2 separate regions of the Homo sapiens genome follow, and region 2 is linked to region 1. Evidence: chromatin contacts called from ENCODE Hi-C or POLR2A ChIA-PET data. All regions are on one chromosome and are shown on one strand. Each heading gives the region's core, a stretch centred on a gene start or an enhancer-like site at or near the end of the contact. The rest is flanking DNA. Distances are from core to core; before and after follow the strand shown.

The links. Hi-C counts contacts between places; a loop is a spot of excess contacts on that map. ChIA-PET counts read pairs that join two places held with the same protein, here RNA polymerase II (POLR2A). Pooled maps may share reads with other maps.
Region 2: a pooled map shows a loop between it and region 1 (3-fold over the local background). The contact joins two enhancer-like sites. A Hi-C loop is called at or near these places in 1 of 37 single-sample maps with no recorded cell type and 2 of 50 pooled maps. POLR2A ChIA-PET finds 5 or more read pairs at or near these places in 3 of 52 experiments (H1, MCF 10A and activated B cell).

The regions. Positions count from the first base shown.
Region 1 is chr7:128,881,420-128,889,378 of GRCh38, forward strand. It overlaps KCP (kielin cysteine rich BMP regulator), which reads right to left. Exons shown (of 40, transcript NM_001366122.1): 22 at 7,444-7,620; 23 at 5,796-5,881; 24 at 5,457-5,547; 25 at 5,236-5,318; 26 at 5,045-5,138; 27 at 3,678-3,851; 28 at 3,362-3,444; 29 at 2,583-2,703; 30 at 518-597; 31 at 207-306. Among named protein-coding and RNA genes, the nearest start is that of SPMIP1, 19 kb to the left of the region's middle. RefSeq lists a silencer at 2,216-2,510 and enhancers at 2,256-2,365, 2,816-3,075, 3,300-3,899. Within about 2 kb of position 2,357, at least 3 of the 41 ENCODE cell types and tissues checked have a DNase peak (open chromatin) inside an H3K27ac peak, as active enhancers do.
Region 2 is chr7:128,928,952-128,936,910 of GRCh38, forward strand. No RefSeq gene overlaps it. Among named protein-coding and RNA genes, the nearest start is that of IRF5, 5.0 kb to the right of the region's middle. RefSeq lists enhancers at 302-802, 4,698-4,867, 5,449-5,498, 5,769-5,888, 7,304-7,598 and a silencer at 6,019-6,108. Within about 2 kb of position 4,345, at least 4 of the 41 ENCODE cell types and tissues checked have a DNase peak (open chromatin) inside an H3K27ac peak, as active enhancers do.

The DNA.
Region 1 (7,959 bases), core at 1,107-3,606:
CTTCATCCCAGCTTCCCCCTGCCTCATGGGTCTCTTCTCCACCTCAAGAACAGCCCCCCTCCATTTCTAGAAAAGAATGAACCCTGCATTCTGTTCTAGAAACCGAGTACAAACCCTGGGCTGCCCGCTTGGCCCATGAATGCCTCCCCTTCCTGTGTTCCCCCTGGGCTCCTCTCTGAGGGTGGAGGCCAAGGCTGGGCACTTACCCCGGCATACGGGGCAGCAGCTCCCAGGGGGAGTGTGGCGCTCTGAGAGGGGACAGCTGAGCTCAGGACAAGCCTGGTGGATGCAGAGCCATGTCAGGTCCTGCCCATGTGAACACAAGAGGTAGAGAATGGCAGATCTCAGGGAGCTGGTGGAGGAGTAAGGCATAGGCAGGATGTGACAGTCAGGACAAGTGGGCAAATGTCAGGGCGAATGGAGAGCCCTGGAGCTGCTGCGGGAGAGGAGTGGCAGCCACAGCCCACAGAGAAGGAAGAAGAGGGGCTCTGTGAGTCCCCAAGGCAGGAGGGCTCACCTGGCACTGGCACGTGTAGCAGGGGTCTGGTGGGGCTAGCTCAGATCCCAGCAGGCCCTCTGAACAGTTACTCAAGGCCTCTGTGAAGACAAGAATCCAGAGTGCGGGACAGAAAGAGGGGCACAGGGCTGGAAATCCCAGCTGTCCCCATGCACTGTGTCCCCAGGTTTCTAACTCGAACTCCTGAGCATACCCATATCCCAGCACCTTGACTCCAGGGAGGATAAGTCCTCTTTCTCTTCAATTCAGTCAAGTTTACACGTTTTAAAAGAAACTTTGCTAGGCTATTATTTGGGGCCGGGTGGGGGTGCAAGGTGACTGGAAACAGACCAACCATGGCTTCCTTAGCCTGAGGTCACTAAAAATGGCCAGTCTGCGGCCTGCTCTCCCTCCCGCTATCTGTAATACAGTGTGGCTACAACTGCGCAGGGAAGCACACAGCCAGGCATCCCGGGTTCGAATCCTGATGCCAGCACTCAGTGCCTGTGCTTATTAGGTTGGATTAATCCACCTCTCTGAGCCTCAGTTTCTTAATCTGTAAAAAGAGATTAATAATACTTCCCTCACTGGGTAACTATGAAAATGAAGCGAGAGACTTTATTAAGAGCACCAAGTACAGTCTGTGGCATGGAACAGGTGCTTAATCAATGTTAGTCTTCTTCCCTTCCCCTGAAGCACCCCCTAGCAAGTGTTGATCAGAGCAGCCCTCCCTGATGGATGCCAGGGATGACTGCACAGCATTATGAACGTATTTAATACCACAAACTGTACACTTAAAAATGGTTAGGATTGTACATTTTAGTGTCTTACCACCATAAAAAACAAACAAACAAACAAACAAACAAAAAACAGAAAAGTCGGCGAGGTGGCTCACACCTGTAATCCAGCTCTTTCGGAGGCTGAGGCGGGTGGATCACCTGAGGTCAGGAGTTCGAGACCAGCCTGGCCAACATGTTAAAACCCCATCTCTACTAAAAATACAAAAATTAGCCAGGCTTGATGGCGCATGCCTATAATCCCAGCTACTCGGGAGGCTGAGGCAGGTGAATCCCTCGAATCCAGAGGTTGCAGTGAGCCGAGATTGTGCCACCGCACTCCAGCCTGTGCGACAAAGCGAGACTCCGTCTCAAAAAAACCAAAACCCAAATAAAAAAACCAAATTGGAGAAAATAGGATTATCATTAAAAAAAAAAGTATGTTTTTTCTTTCTTTTTTTTTTTTTGAGACAGAATCTCGCTCTGTTGCCAGGTTGCAGTGTAGTGGCACCATCTCAGCTCACTGCAACCTCTGCCTCCCGGGTTCAAGCTATCCTCCTGCCTCAGCCTCCCGAGTAGCTGGGACTACAGGCATGCCCCATCATGCCCAGCTAATTTTTGTATTTTTAGTAGAGACGGGGTTTCACCATGTTGGCCAGGATGGTCTCGATCTCTTGACCTTGTGATCCTCCCACCTTGGCCTCCCAAAGTGCTGGGATTACAGGCGTGAGCTACCAACCTCGGCCTGTTTTTTCTATGTAAGGATAACGTTCACCTGTATTGCAAAGGTAGGTTATCATTTCAGTGTTGGTATAGGACCAGAAACAGAAAAAAATTCCCTCCACAACAAATGTAAAATGGCTGTGTTAGGTAAACAACTATTAAATCCAGGAGACAGAAATTGGCCATCTTTCAATATTTGTAATAAAAATAAAACTGTTTCTTTACTTTTCCCCCCAATCTTAATAAATTTTTACTCTAACAACGACAACAAAAAAAGCTCGCCCACCCCTGTGGCTGGGCTACCCCCTGCCTGCCTGGGCCTCACGTCTCAGCACAACTGTCGCCCTGCAGCGCCACCTGCTGGCCAAGATGCTCCACAAACTGCACCCAGCTGCGGAGAGGCAAAGGGTTCCTGTCAGCTTCCCCAGTTCCCTTAGGGATGGTGCAGCCCTCGCCGGCCAGGCATAGGGTTCCAGAACAGTCCACTGGAGTCAGGAAGAATCTGGGGCTGGGACTGGTGAGGAAGGGCGGCAGGGGGTGGCAGCCCTAACCTCATATCTCATCTACCCCCACATCCCTGGACTCACCGGCACAGGTGGGACAGCAGTGCTGGGGCCCAGGGGGCAGGAGCTGGCTGGGGGGGCAGCCCACCAGGCTGGGACACTGCCGCCGGTGACAGCGAAGGCTGGGAGGCCCCTCAGGCTGTGGCTACAAGAATGAGTGAGCAGCGGTGGGTCCTGGGCCACAAAAACCCAGAGCTGCCCTTGGCCGGGACTTCCGGCCCCTCCCTCTGCCTGCTGCAGCCTCTTCCGGGACATGTCTTGGGCCCTGAACTCAAGGCTGAAGAGAGACTCAGTGTCTTCTAGACGTGCTCCTCACCCCATGCCCTAGTCTCTGAGATGATGTCTCCTTCTCCTTTAAGTCACTTGGGCCTGAGCCCTCATGTGACCTTTGATCCTCCGGCAGGCTCATGCCATCCTCCTCCCCAGGCCCATGGCTTAGTACCCTGACCTGTGATGTCATTTGCCTGCTCCAAGCCCTTCCATGGCCTTGCAAATAGAATCTCCACAATATGACCCCTAGCCACGTCCCAGGTGGCTCTCCGGCCATACACACCCGCCCTGCACTGCAGCCAGGGGGGCCACCTACGGCCTCCTGCACACTTGGAACCTGCGCTCCTTGTCTAAACCCAGACCTCCTGGCCCTGTTGGCCCCAACCCTGCCTTGTCTCCTGGCCACAGGGATACACTCCTTTGGCCCCCAGAGTGCCTGCTCCATGCAGTGACCAGCTTGGCTGGGCCTCATCCCATGCTGCCCACTCCCCCCCGACGAGGTGCCCCAGCCCCACCACTGTGCCCTCACCTACCTCGCAGATGCACACTTCACAGGGGTCTGCCCCAGGCTGGAAGCTCTCCCCAGGCTCGTACTTCCGGCCCTCATGCTCACAGTCTTTGGGGTGGAGTGAGAGCAGAACGGGACCAGGGGTCCTTCAGGCTGGCAGCGAGGCAGGGGTGGAGTCCTCTATCTCCAGCCTCCCCCTGATCCCAGGGAGTGGAGTGTGCACAAGGACGGAGGCCACTTCTCCAACTGCCTGTCTCTGCCACCCGGCCCAGCAGCGGCAGGGAGGTGTGGGCCCAGGGCTCCCTCCTCGCCTTTCCCCTCCCGCCCCAGGCTTCCAGTACCAGAGCATTGAGGACAGCAGTCATGGGGCCCTTGGCGGGGCTGGGCGCAAGAGCTGATGCACTGGATGCGTGCACAGGTGACGACGCCCTCGTGACACACACAGGAGGAGCAGGCACTGTCGGGGGGCACCCATCTACTGCCTTCGGGGTGCTCTTCCCCATGAGCCAGGCAGCCTGTGGTGCAAAGTGGGCAGGGACGAGCTCGGAGGTTGAGATCTGGACATCTGCTCCTGGCCCCCACCCTCAGTGGTCAGCTAGGCACGTGGCGCCAGGAGTGAGTTTGCAGGGATATGGCGGGAAGGTGCGATGGGGCAGAACTCCTGTCTGTTGTGGAGGGGAAAGGCACTGGGAGGGGTTCAGAACACCTGGGTTCTAATCCTGTTCTGTTCCTACCTGCTCTCAAGACCAAGCTCCAGGCAGCAGGCACTGCCCAGTGCAGCCCGCACCGGCCACAGACCTGGCATGCAGCAGCTGTGTCATAAATGCATGTGGACCAGGTGAATGGCTCCATCGCTAACCATGTGCCCAAGGTAACTCAGTCTCTCCGGGCCTCAGTCTCCTCATCTGTTAAATGGGGATTTCCTCTGTCCTGCCTCCCTCCCAGAGCAAGTGAAATGCTATGACAGTTCTGTGGTTCTGTAGAAACACCACCACACTGCGCAGGGTGTGGGACGAGGGGGCAGTGGGCAGGCTAAGAAAGGCTCAAGTTCAGAGCCAGATGGTCCAAGTGTCCATCTTGACTCTGCCACCTTCTCTACCTCTCTGTACCTCCACTTTCTCGTCTGTAAAATAGGAGGACTAAGAGTGCTTATCTGGTAAGTTGTTGTGCTGATTAAATGAGATAATACACGTAAAGTGCTCAGGGCCTGGCACATGCTACCTGCTCACTGAATGTCAGGTATCTTGATGATGATGATGATGGTGGTGATGATGATGATGATGATGAATGGGGTGTGGTTAGGAAGAGGGGCAGCTTTTTGTTTTATTTTTTAGACAGAGTCTTCTTTGTTGCCCAGGCTGGAGCACAGTGGTGCAAATGCAGCTCACTGCAGCCTCAAACTCCTGGGTTCAAGTGATCCTCCCACCTTGGCCTCCCAAAGTGCTGGGATTGCAAATGTGAGCCGCTGCACCCAGCCCAAGACAGGCAGCTTTGAGGGAACTCTAACCAGCACCTGGAAGAGGGATGGTCTGGGCAGTCCCGGACAGGGAGAGGTAGGAGAAGCTGAAGGTGGCAAGGGTGTATGCAAGGGCCAGTTGTTGGGGCAGGGAGGTGGGAGAAGAGCTGGCTGAGGGGAGGGAGGTGGGGTGGACAGAGGGACACAGGGCCAAGGGGCTGAAGCAAGGGGTAGGGCTACAGGCGGCCATACCTCTGCAGCGAGGGCAGCAGCTCCCCCGCTCGGTGACCTGGAGCTTGCAGGGAAGGGGTGGGCACTGCAGCCGCACACAGCTGACCTGGCCAGCCTGTAGGAGATGCAGGGACACTGGCTCGCTGCCTAGGCTGGGGCCCAGAGGTGCTATGGTCCAGCTGTCACTCCACACCCCCCACCTCCTGCTATACCTGACAGCGACACCACTCACAGCTGCCTGCTGGTCCCTCAAACTCCTCCCCATCCTGGTGCTCCCGGCCCTGAGAGAGACAGCCTGTGGGGGACACACCTCCTGGGTGGGGGGCCTGTGCCACCCTGCCCTGCTCGGCCCAGCCTTAGGCCTGGCAGGAAGGGAAGGGGGAGGGAGAGGCGGGGAAGGGCATGGGGGCCGCGCATGAGGAAGGCAGCTCACTGTGGCAAACAGGGCAGAAGCAGGGGCCTGGAGAGGGGTGGGGGCAGAGAGCTGGGGGACATGGCTTCTTCTGGCAGCGCATGGAACCTTCCTGGGGGAGAGAGGCCCATCACACCCTCAACTGGACTGCACATTTCCCCAGGGCTGGAGCCCCTACTGAGCCTGCAGGGGCCCAAACACCCTCCCTTGGCCCGGGACACCTGAGCCCAGTCCTGTCCCATGAGATGTGAAGGGCAGAGTGTAGCCCTTGCCACCTGAGTGGAGGAGACAGCCTCTTCCTGGCCAGAGAGGAGTATCAAGGGAGGAAAGGTTACCAAGGTCCTAAAGGGGCTGCCTCACCTGGCAGGTGCAGAGGGAGCAGGTAGGGTCAAGTGGGTCAGGAAGGGTCTCTCCGGAGGCAGTAGTGACGCCATGGTAGCGGCATCCTGGCAGAGCGGGGAGTCCAACAGAAGAGCTGCCATCAACAGAACCTCCACTGTCACACACACACACAGCCCCTCCCCCTCCACACATACACAGCCACAGCCACAGACACACACATAGCCACACACACACATACCCATATACACAGCCACACCCACAACCACATACACACACACAGCCACACACATACATACACGCATATACACACAGCAGGTGGGAGTGCAACAGAAAACCTGCCATCAACAGAACTGCCACTGTCACATACACACACAGCCCCTCCCCCTCCACACATACACACACAGCCACACCTACACCCCCCCACACACAGCCACACACACATACATACACAACCACACCCACATATACATACAGCCACACACACACATACACACATATACCCATATACACACACAGCCATAGACACACACAGCCACACCCACACTCTCATACACACACACATAAACACACAGCCACACACACACATACACGCACCCACATACACACATACCCATATACACAGCCACATACACACACACACACACACATACACACATACCCACCTACACACAGCCACACAAACATACACATAGCCACGCACACACATACACATACACACCCACACACACAGCCATACAAACACATAGCCACACACACATCCCCACATACACAGATGCACACACACCCACACACAGAGACCCCCCCACATACACACCCACACACAGCCACACACACACATACACACACACACACACACATCCCACATACACAGACACAAATACAGACACACACACACATACCCACATACACACAGCTACAGCCATACACACACACACACACACACAGGGCCACACACACATACACAGCCACACAAACACACATATACACACAGTCACACATACACACACAGATACACAGCCACACACACAGATACACAGACACACATACGGTCACACACACACGTACACAGACACACATACACTGTCACACACACAGAGCAACACACACACACAGATACACCCACACAGAGCAACACACACACACACACACACATACACAGATACACCCAAACACACAGGCCAACACACACAGCCACACACAGATACACACATACACACATACAGCAACACATACACACACATATACACACGGCCACACACACACAGAGCAACACACACACACAGATACACAGATACACCCACACAGGCCAACACACACAGCCACACACAGATACACACATACACACATACAGCAACACATACATACACACACATATACACACGGCCACACACACACAGAGCCACACACACACAGCCAGACACACACACACACATACAGACACACACACATACACAGCCACACACACACAGAGCCACACATACACACACACATACATACAAACACACAGCCGTGCCCGGGACCTCTATCAAAGGTGAGGGAGTCGGAGAGTGAGAGAAAAGTATGGTGGAGCGGCAGGCAGTGGGAGGGCTGGGAGGAAAGTGGAATCGGTGAGAAAGGCACCCCGGGAGCCCCAGCAGGGGGAATGGAAGGGCAGGTGTGGCTCTACCCTGGCAGGTCGGGCAGCAGTGCCCAGAGGGGATGAGTGGGTGGCTGCAGCCCGGAGGCTCACAGGGCCGGCGGCCGCAGGTCACGAAGCCTCCAAGACAGGTACACAGGTTGCAGGGTTCTCGGGGGTCTGGGAACTCCTGGTTACTCAGGTAGGACTCCCCCAGGTACTCACAGCCTTTCAGAGAAGAGACAGAGAGGCCGAGGGGAGGGACAGAAAGGGATGAGAGGGCAGTGGTCATAGGCTCTGAGCTTGGGCCTGTTATGCATCCAAGATCTCAAAGATCTAGCGTGGGGGCTGGGGGGTCACAGGCCAAGCCCAGGGGGCAAAGCAGTCGTGAGGGGGGCGGGGTTTGGATTGGCCAAAAGGCAAACTTTCTCCCCTTTATCCTGCAAAAAACCTTCCTGTTTAATTTGTAGAAAAACACCCACAAGGAATCTGCTGCCCCTGGGGTTAAATACTCAGCAGGCCATTGCCAGAGGCACCAGTTTCCCAACCCGGAGAGCTGGGAGTAGC
Region 2 (7,959 bases), core at 3,095-5,594, 50 kb after region 1:
CTGCCACTCACTTAGACTTCCACAGGGGCCTGACTGAGGGCTTGAGGGGCCAGGGTTCAGCCCTTGGTTGGGGGTGGGGTGCATATTGGGAGGGAAGCTCTGCCCTTTCATCTTCACCCCAGGCCCCTGCCCCTCATCCCAGTGATGCTCAGCTTCCTGGCATCCACCACACAGTAGTGCAGGGTGCTGCCTGCCAAGCGCTGGTCCAAGGTAGAGGTGGGGGTACAGTGTCTGAGGATCCATGTGGGAGACCGCAGAGGAGAGGACCTGCCCTAGGCCTCTGACCTCCCACCCTGGCCCTCACCCCCAATCCCAGTGCTGGCTCCTGGATCCCAAAGGCTCAGAGCCCCTTGCAAGGTCTTCCCCCATGAGATCTGGGCCTCACTCCTTCTCCGCCTCTGCACCCTTGGACAGTCGAGGCTGGTGGGCCCACGTGGCCTCCACCAAACCCCTGAGTCTCCTGGGAGATATACCTGGAGCAAGAGGGGTGATTAACATACAGACCAGGACTTGCACTGGGGTATGCAGGTCAGAGAATGCACACGCACAGGTGTGCAGGTGCCCAGCTCAGCGTCAGGCCCTTCCCAGCCCTGCCAGGGGCCAGGGGGAAAGCACTCCCTCCCCCCATTAGCTGCCACCAGCCTGCCTCCCGGGGCACTCAGAACACGCACGGTCCCCGGGCCAGCTCTGCCCCTCCCACCAGGAGGTATGGGCAAGAGACAGGAGGGCGACAGAATGGAAGAAAAGGGATTTCTTCCCTCTGCCTGCAACGTTCCCAGGGCCACAGGTCCCAAAGGACGGCCCCTCTGAGGGTGGAGGTGGTTCCCAGCTGATGCTAGGCCTTGGATGCCTGGAAACTCCACAGTGGCTTTCAGAACCCTGTCTACACCTTTGCAAGTGTCCACTTCACTCAACTCTCCTCTGTCCAATATCACCTGTGTCCTGCCAGGATCCTCACCTGGAGCCACCTAGTTGGAGCGTGGGCTCTCGGCCTGGGTCCCTGGGGTAGCCAGGGAGCCTCCTGGACATCACCAAACCCCTGGAGACAGTGCTCAGTCTCCCAAGAGCTGTGGGGGAAGCAGAAGAGGGACTGGCAGGACAATTGGAGGATGGCCCAGAAGAGCCAGGCTGGAGGGAGGGAGGGAGAGTGGAGAGAAGACGGCACTACCTTGCCTCTTGGTGAAGGATGCTTCTTGGATCTGTTCTTTTTCTTTCTTTTCTATTTAAAAAAACATTACTTAGGGCCGGGTACAGTGGCTCATGCCTGTAATCCCAGCACTTTGGGAGGCCGAAGCAGGAGGATCATGAGGTCAGGAGATCAAGGCCATCCTGGCCAACATGGTGAAACCCCGTCTCTACTATAAATACAAACTTTAGCCAGGCATGGTGGTGGGTGCCTGTAGTCCCAGCTACTCGGGAGGCTGAGGCAGGAGAATTGCTTGAACCTGGGAAGCGGAGGCTGCAGTGAGCTGAGATTGTGCCACTGCACTCCAGCCTGGGTGACACGAGCAAGACTCTGTCTCAAAAAAAAAAAAAAGAAAAAAGAAAAAAAGAAAAAGGAAAAGAAAAGAAAAAAAGAAAATTACTTAAAATCTTTATTTTAGACACACTTGAAAGACTTCTTTAAAACAGTTAACATATATAAGTCTTTTGCTTAGGTACAAAGGAAAATACAAACCATATAAATTAGTTAAGCTTTTCCTAAAAAACTCCCTTTTTTTTTTTTTATACAGGTTTAAGTGATTCTCCTGCCTCAGCCTTCCAAGTAGGGTGGACTACAGGCACGCAACACCATGCCCGAGTAATTTTTTGTGTTTTTAGTAGAGACGGGTTTCACCATGTTGACCAGGCTCGTCTTAAACTCCTGACCTCGGGTGATCCACCTGCCTCAGCCTCCCAAAGTGCTGGGATTACCTGCATGAGCCACTGTGCCCAGCCAAAACTTCTTGACGTTGAGAGTTTGAATCTTCTGAATCATGAAACATTTTTAAATTTTTACATTTACATACAGTAAAATTCACTCTTTTTAGTGTACGGTTCTAGGAGTTTCGGCAAAGGTGGAGAGTTGTGTAAACACTGGCACAGTCAAGAGACAGAACCGTTCCCATCACTTCATGCCGTCCCTTAGTGGTCAGCCCTTCCCCACATCCGATCCCCTAATTTGTTCCCTGTTTCTTGATTTCTCTTGGGCCTGTTCCTGTAGTAAGGCAGCCGGGGTAGGGGGTGGCAGGCAGGCTCTTTGGGGGTCCATGATCATTCTTCTGGCACATGGGCCTCCTTCTCTACATAGACAACATGCCAGGGCCGGGGTGAGGAAGGAGGCCGCCAGCAGCCAGCTGCTTTCCATCCTTCCCCAGGCCCAGGGGAGGGAGCGGGAAAAAAGGAGGGCGTGTCCGGGGCAGCTGGGGGTGGGTCTATGGATCTCTGGGCTGGGGGAGAGTGGGAACCCACATGGCTCCCTGGCTCTGCCTGCCCCAGGGAATCAGGCAGGACGGCTGGTCATGGTGAGGCAGCCGCCCAGAACCGCCAGAGCACTGGGCATGTTCTACGGAGCAGCTACTGCTATGTTGAGTATAATCACTTCCACAGTGTGTGTCAGGCACTGGGCCGGGCCTGATCCCCGCAACAGAACAGTTGCCCCGCAACAGTTCTTTGTTGCCGACGGTGTATCGTTAGTTCCATTTTACAACGAGGACACCCAGACTTGGAGAGGTTGAACAACTTGCCGAGCTCATCCAGCTAGGACCTGAACCCAGGTCTGTCTGGTTCCCAAAGGATAAAATGTCGCTGATGGTTTAGTCTGGTTCAAGTGCCAGTGCCTCATGTCACTAGCTGCTGTGTGCCTTTGGGTAAACTGCCCCAACCTCCTGAGCTTGGCTGACTGTCCCCTGGTGCAGTCCTCTTGGGCTGTCCTATGGTCTGCTACTGCAAAGCAGAGCCTCCTTCGAGCCAGTGAAGAGGCACCATAAGCTCTTTCTTGCCTGAGCAGGCTGCCCTTTCTTCTTCCTAACTTCTCCTGCACCCCTACTCCCTAGCAACGGCCCTGGACAGGTTATCAGGGTATGTCAGTATCCCCATGGCTTTGGAGGTGCTGCTCCAGGAGAGAAAGGAGGAGGACAGGCCGGGAGACACAGAGGAGACCCGACCCTCGAGACAGGCATGGGTCGGTGGAGATGTTCCTGAATCCACAGGTCCACCGGCACACTCAGGGGCCCAGTCTGTCCGGCACAGGGGTCTGGATGGGCGTCAGAGTTCAGTTGGCTCCTGGCTTGGAGAATTGCAAAGCACCAAGGCTCCGGGACACTGGCCTAGTAAGAACCTGCCCCCAGAACCCTCTCTAATGAGGCCTGACACCCTCTTCTTCCCTGAGAGGGCTCAAGACAGGAGAGGGAGCCCTGGCCCATGGTCCCCGCCAGGGTTCTTCAGCCCCTAGGCTCTCCGCTTCCTTGAATTTCTGCTCCCAGAATCAGAGGCTACGGGAACAGGACAGACTCCTGGAGGGTGCCCCACCAAGAGCCCCCAAGGCCTGACCCATAGGGTCATAGTGTTGGCCCAGGGGTGAGCAGCTGGCAAGAGCCAAACACCAGGCCCTGCAACTCTGTGCAGCTGCCAGCCCCCAAGTGCTCCCTCTCCTTCCTGCCTCACACCTGAAATTCTCAACTTGCAACGCACCCCCACACCCTACCCGTCAGGGGCCAGAGAGGGACAGCCGGGATATGCCTCCTCATGGTTGAGTGTCGAGAGGCCACACGAGAGGAACGTCATACCCCACACCCCTCCCATGACCTAATACATCAGCGACTGCAGGCCAGAGAGTATTGGGGTCAGCCCTGGAGGGGTCCCCCACAGAGGGTAGCTCTGTCACCTCCCCACCACTCTGAGGAGAGCACCCCATGCCCTTGGGCTGGCCCTGCCATCCTGGAGAGAATCTAGTCTCTCCCCGTTTCCCATCTGAGCCCACCTGGGAGGGACCACCATCCTGCCCAGGAGCAGCCCTAGCCTTGGTTCTAAGCTGCAGAGGCTTGAGATGGATCTGGTTCAGAAATGCTTCAGAGTCTGAGGCTGGTGGCCCCCTTTACCCCACATCAAAGACGGGTGGACCTCGTGGGCCTGGCTGGGACATCTGCAGATGCTGAGCTTCAACAAGGCTCATTCTGGGACAAAAGTGCATACCGGAGGTCTTTGGCTGGTGCCTGTGGGGCTGGATTGGCATCTGTCCCCACAAAGCAGTGGCCCTAGAAGGCTGGGGTCTCCAGCTAGACTTTGTCCTTTTCCCTTTCCTCCTTGTCCAGGTGCCTCATGCTCCACAGCGAGCCCTCGAGACATGCAGGAAGGATGGATGTCCCACCCCTTCCGTAACAGAGCCCAGGAGCAGGGAAGGAAGTGGTTTGAGCACAGTGCTGAGCTAAGCAAGTTTTAGAAGCACTGAATCAGACCACGTGCAGCCAGTAGGGGAGGAGAGAAACTCTGGGCCGGTGTCCTGGAGGCCCGCGGGGGACAGGGGCACAGAGGCGCAGACTCAGGATGCTGAGCTGGGAGAGGAATCCCGGAGGAAAGTGAGAGGGCTTCAGCACGTTTATTTAAAGGGGATGGTGAGAAATCTAGGAAAGAGTGAAATCCCAAGATCTGAGGGTTTAAGTGAGAGAGGTAGGTAGAGACTGGAGTTTTGGGGGAGTTCCCGTGGGTTTCAGGGCTTGCTTGAGCTGTGGATCCAAGGCCTGGAGGACAGGGTGGGGCCAGAACAGATTCCACCGACAAGGGCAGGAGCCAGGTTGCAGGCATCAGAGAGGACAGGTGACCTGTCGGGGCCTGGAGCAAGGGCCCGGGCAGCTTCCTCCACAGGCCATGTGAAGACAGAGCCATGGATTGGGAAAGGTGGAGACTCCGAGTGTAGAGGTGTCCATGTAACAGTGCTGGCTGAATGGGGGACTTCCAGGTCACACCCCAAAAAGCTCTGAGCCGGTGTTAGTAAGAAATGGGGAGGAAGGCCCAGCTGTGGCGCCCTGGGCATTAATCCTAAAAAAAAAGATACTACTTCTATGTGCCAGAAACTTCAAAGCAAGTGAACACTTCAAGTACGAGAACCAGAGGTGTTTTTTTGTTTTTTCTTTTTTCTTTTGAGACGGAGTATCGCTCTGTCACCCAGGCTGGAGTGCAATGGTGCAATCTCGGCTCACTACAACCTCCGCCTTCTGGGTTCAAGCAATTTTCCTGCCTCAGCTTCCCGAGTAGCTGGGATTACAAGTATGAACCACCACGCCTGGCTAACTTTTGTATTTTTTTTTTTTTAGTAGAGACGGGGTTTCCCCATGTTGGCCAGGCTGGTCTCGATCTCCTGACCTCAGGTCATCCACCTGCCTCAGCCTCCCAAAGTGCTGGGATTACAGGCGTGAGCCACCCCACCCGGCCAAGAGGTGTTAAAATCTAAATCAGACTATGTCATGCCTCAGATCTGAACCTTTCAGTGACTGTCCCTAGCAAAGCCATAGCCTGTGAGGTGCCCCTCAAGGCCTCACCCGATTTCATTACTTGAGGATTTATCGTCTATCTTACTCTGCAGAATGGAAGCTCCAGGAGGGCAGGGGTTTTTAGACAAAGTAGAAATTGTCCACCACTTTATCCTGGCAGGTACAACATGCCCGATAAGCATTGTTGAATGTAGACTCACAGCCAATTCGTGACACTGGTGTCACCATTCTCCTTTACAGATGGGAAATGGGGCTTCTGGGGGAGTGAATGGCTTGCTTAGGTCACGCAATTCTAGATTGCAGAGTGAGGATTTGACTCAGACCTGTTGACCTCAGAGCCTGATGTCCAGCCAACAAGTTCTCAGAAACTCGGGGTTTCTGAGAAATAGGACAGTCAGCCTGGGGACCCCTGAGAGCCCAGGCCGAGGGGGTGGGTTTCCTGGGGTAGAGGTTTTGAGAGGCAAAGGCAGTTGTCATCAACCCAGGCTGCACTGAAGGGGGCTGTTCCAGAGCCAGGGTGCATTGTTCAGCTGCCCAGTGGGCCTCTGGGTTTCTTTCAGTTCCCTTTGGTGACACGGCTTCCCTCCTCCCCCCTGCTCCCCACCCCAGCCACCCCACTCTACACTCGCTCACACAGCGTAGCTTCTACTCGAGTCAGGGGAGGGTGCCTCCTACCACACCCTCAGTCTGTGATATTCCAGCCAGGGGAAATGGGGGAAGGGGCCATCTCACTGTGGGGAGTGGGGGGCCCGGACAGACCTCCCTGTCCCCACCGCCTCCTGGCCCATCAAGGGGAAATGGGAGTGCTCACACAAGGGCCGGGTGTGGCTTCACTTCCCCTCTACTTGCCCTTCCACCCCCAGGATGGCACTGGGAGGCCAAGGGATCCCAGATCCTGGAAACACTGGAGTGCTGCTCTCTGTCCTTCCTTTCTCCTGGGCCATGTCTCTGGCCCCAGATGATTCTTGGCTCAGGTTCTTTCAGTTGAGGGAAGTCAGGATCTGAGCCAAGCTGAGCCCCTGCATAGCCTCTATCCCGGGAGCCCCATATCAATGCTGCCGGCTTGGTAACATCATCCCCCTTTTAGAGACGAGGAAATGAGATTTGAGGTCCTACTTAAGGCCACTTGGCTGGAATACAGCAAAGCCAGGTGCAAGCCCCTTCTCTGCACGCAGCCCGTGCTGCTTCTTGAGGTTCAGAGGCTCTAAGGAAGGGGCCTCACCTGAGCAAGATGGACAGTGGGAAGGGGGCAGAGGGCAGAATTCTAGGGTCTCACGGTCCCTCAGAATGGGTGAGGAGTATTTGATAACAAAAGAAGGCTCTTCTTAGCTATTGCTCCAGATACGACCAGCATAGAATATTTTTCTATTAAGCATAACTGACCTCCAGTGAAAAAGGTTCCCATTTTGTGGGGAGCCACTTTTGAAATAGCAATTTCATTTTATTATTATTATTTTGAGATAAGATCTCACTTCTACGCCCAGGCTGGAGTGCGGTGGTGTGCCTCCTGGGTTCAAGCAATTCTCCCACCTCAGCCTCCCAAGTAGGTGGAACTATAGGTGTGTGTCACCACGCCAGGCTAATTTTTGTATTTTTTGTAGAGACAAGGTTTTGCCATATTGCCCAGGCTGGTCTCGAACTCTTGGACTCAAGTGATCTGCCTGCCTTAGCCTCTCAAAGTGTTGGGATTACAAATGTGAGCCACCGTGCCTGGCCTAGCAATTTCATTTTTAAAGAAAGAAATATAAAACGATCTACCCATTCACATTTTCCCCATCCATACTTTAAATTTTAAAAATATGAAATAATGAAATACTCAGCAGATACAAATAATAAAATACTTATATATAATGATATTTCGACTTCATATTAGGGCTTCAAAGGTCAGGAAAGAGGGAGAGATACAGAAGAGAAAAAAAAAAAACGTTAACACATGAGTGTCTTTTTTTAACTTGTTAAAGGTAAAGTTCAACCCAGGAGAAGGGAGGGGAGGGAAGGTCAAAGTTCTGATTCATCAACAAATACTACTTTATTTGTTAAAAATACAAGGCTCTGCTTGGCGCAGTGGCTCCCGCCTGTAATCCCAGCACTTTGGGAGGCCAAGGCGGGTGGATCGCCTGAGGTCAGGAGCTCGAGACCAGCCTGGCCAACATGGTGAAACCCCGTCTCTACTTGGGAGGCTGAGGCAGGAGAATCGCTTGAACTGGGGAGGCAGAGGTTGCAGTGAGCTGAGATCGCACTGCTGCACTCCAGCCCGGGTGACAGAGCAAGACTCCATATCAAAAAATAAAATAAAATAAAATGAACAATGAAAAGACAGGAGGGAGGTTCCTGAGTAAGCTGATTCGAGTGGAAATCAGACATCAAAATTGAAACCCGCTGAATTTTCCAAAAAGCCAGATGCTCATAGAACTGAAGCTTGAGACACTTACATCAGTACACCTGCTGCCTGTTGACCAATTCCTCTTCCTTGTCCCTCCTGTTTTCCTTC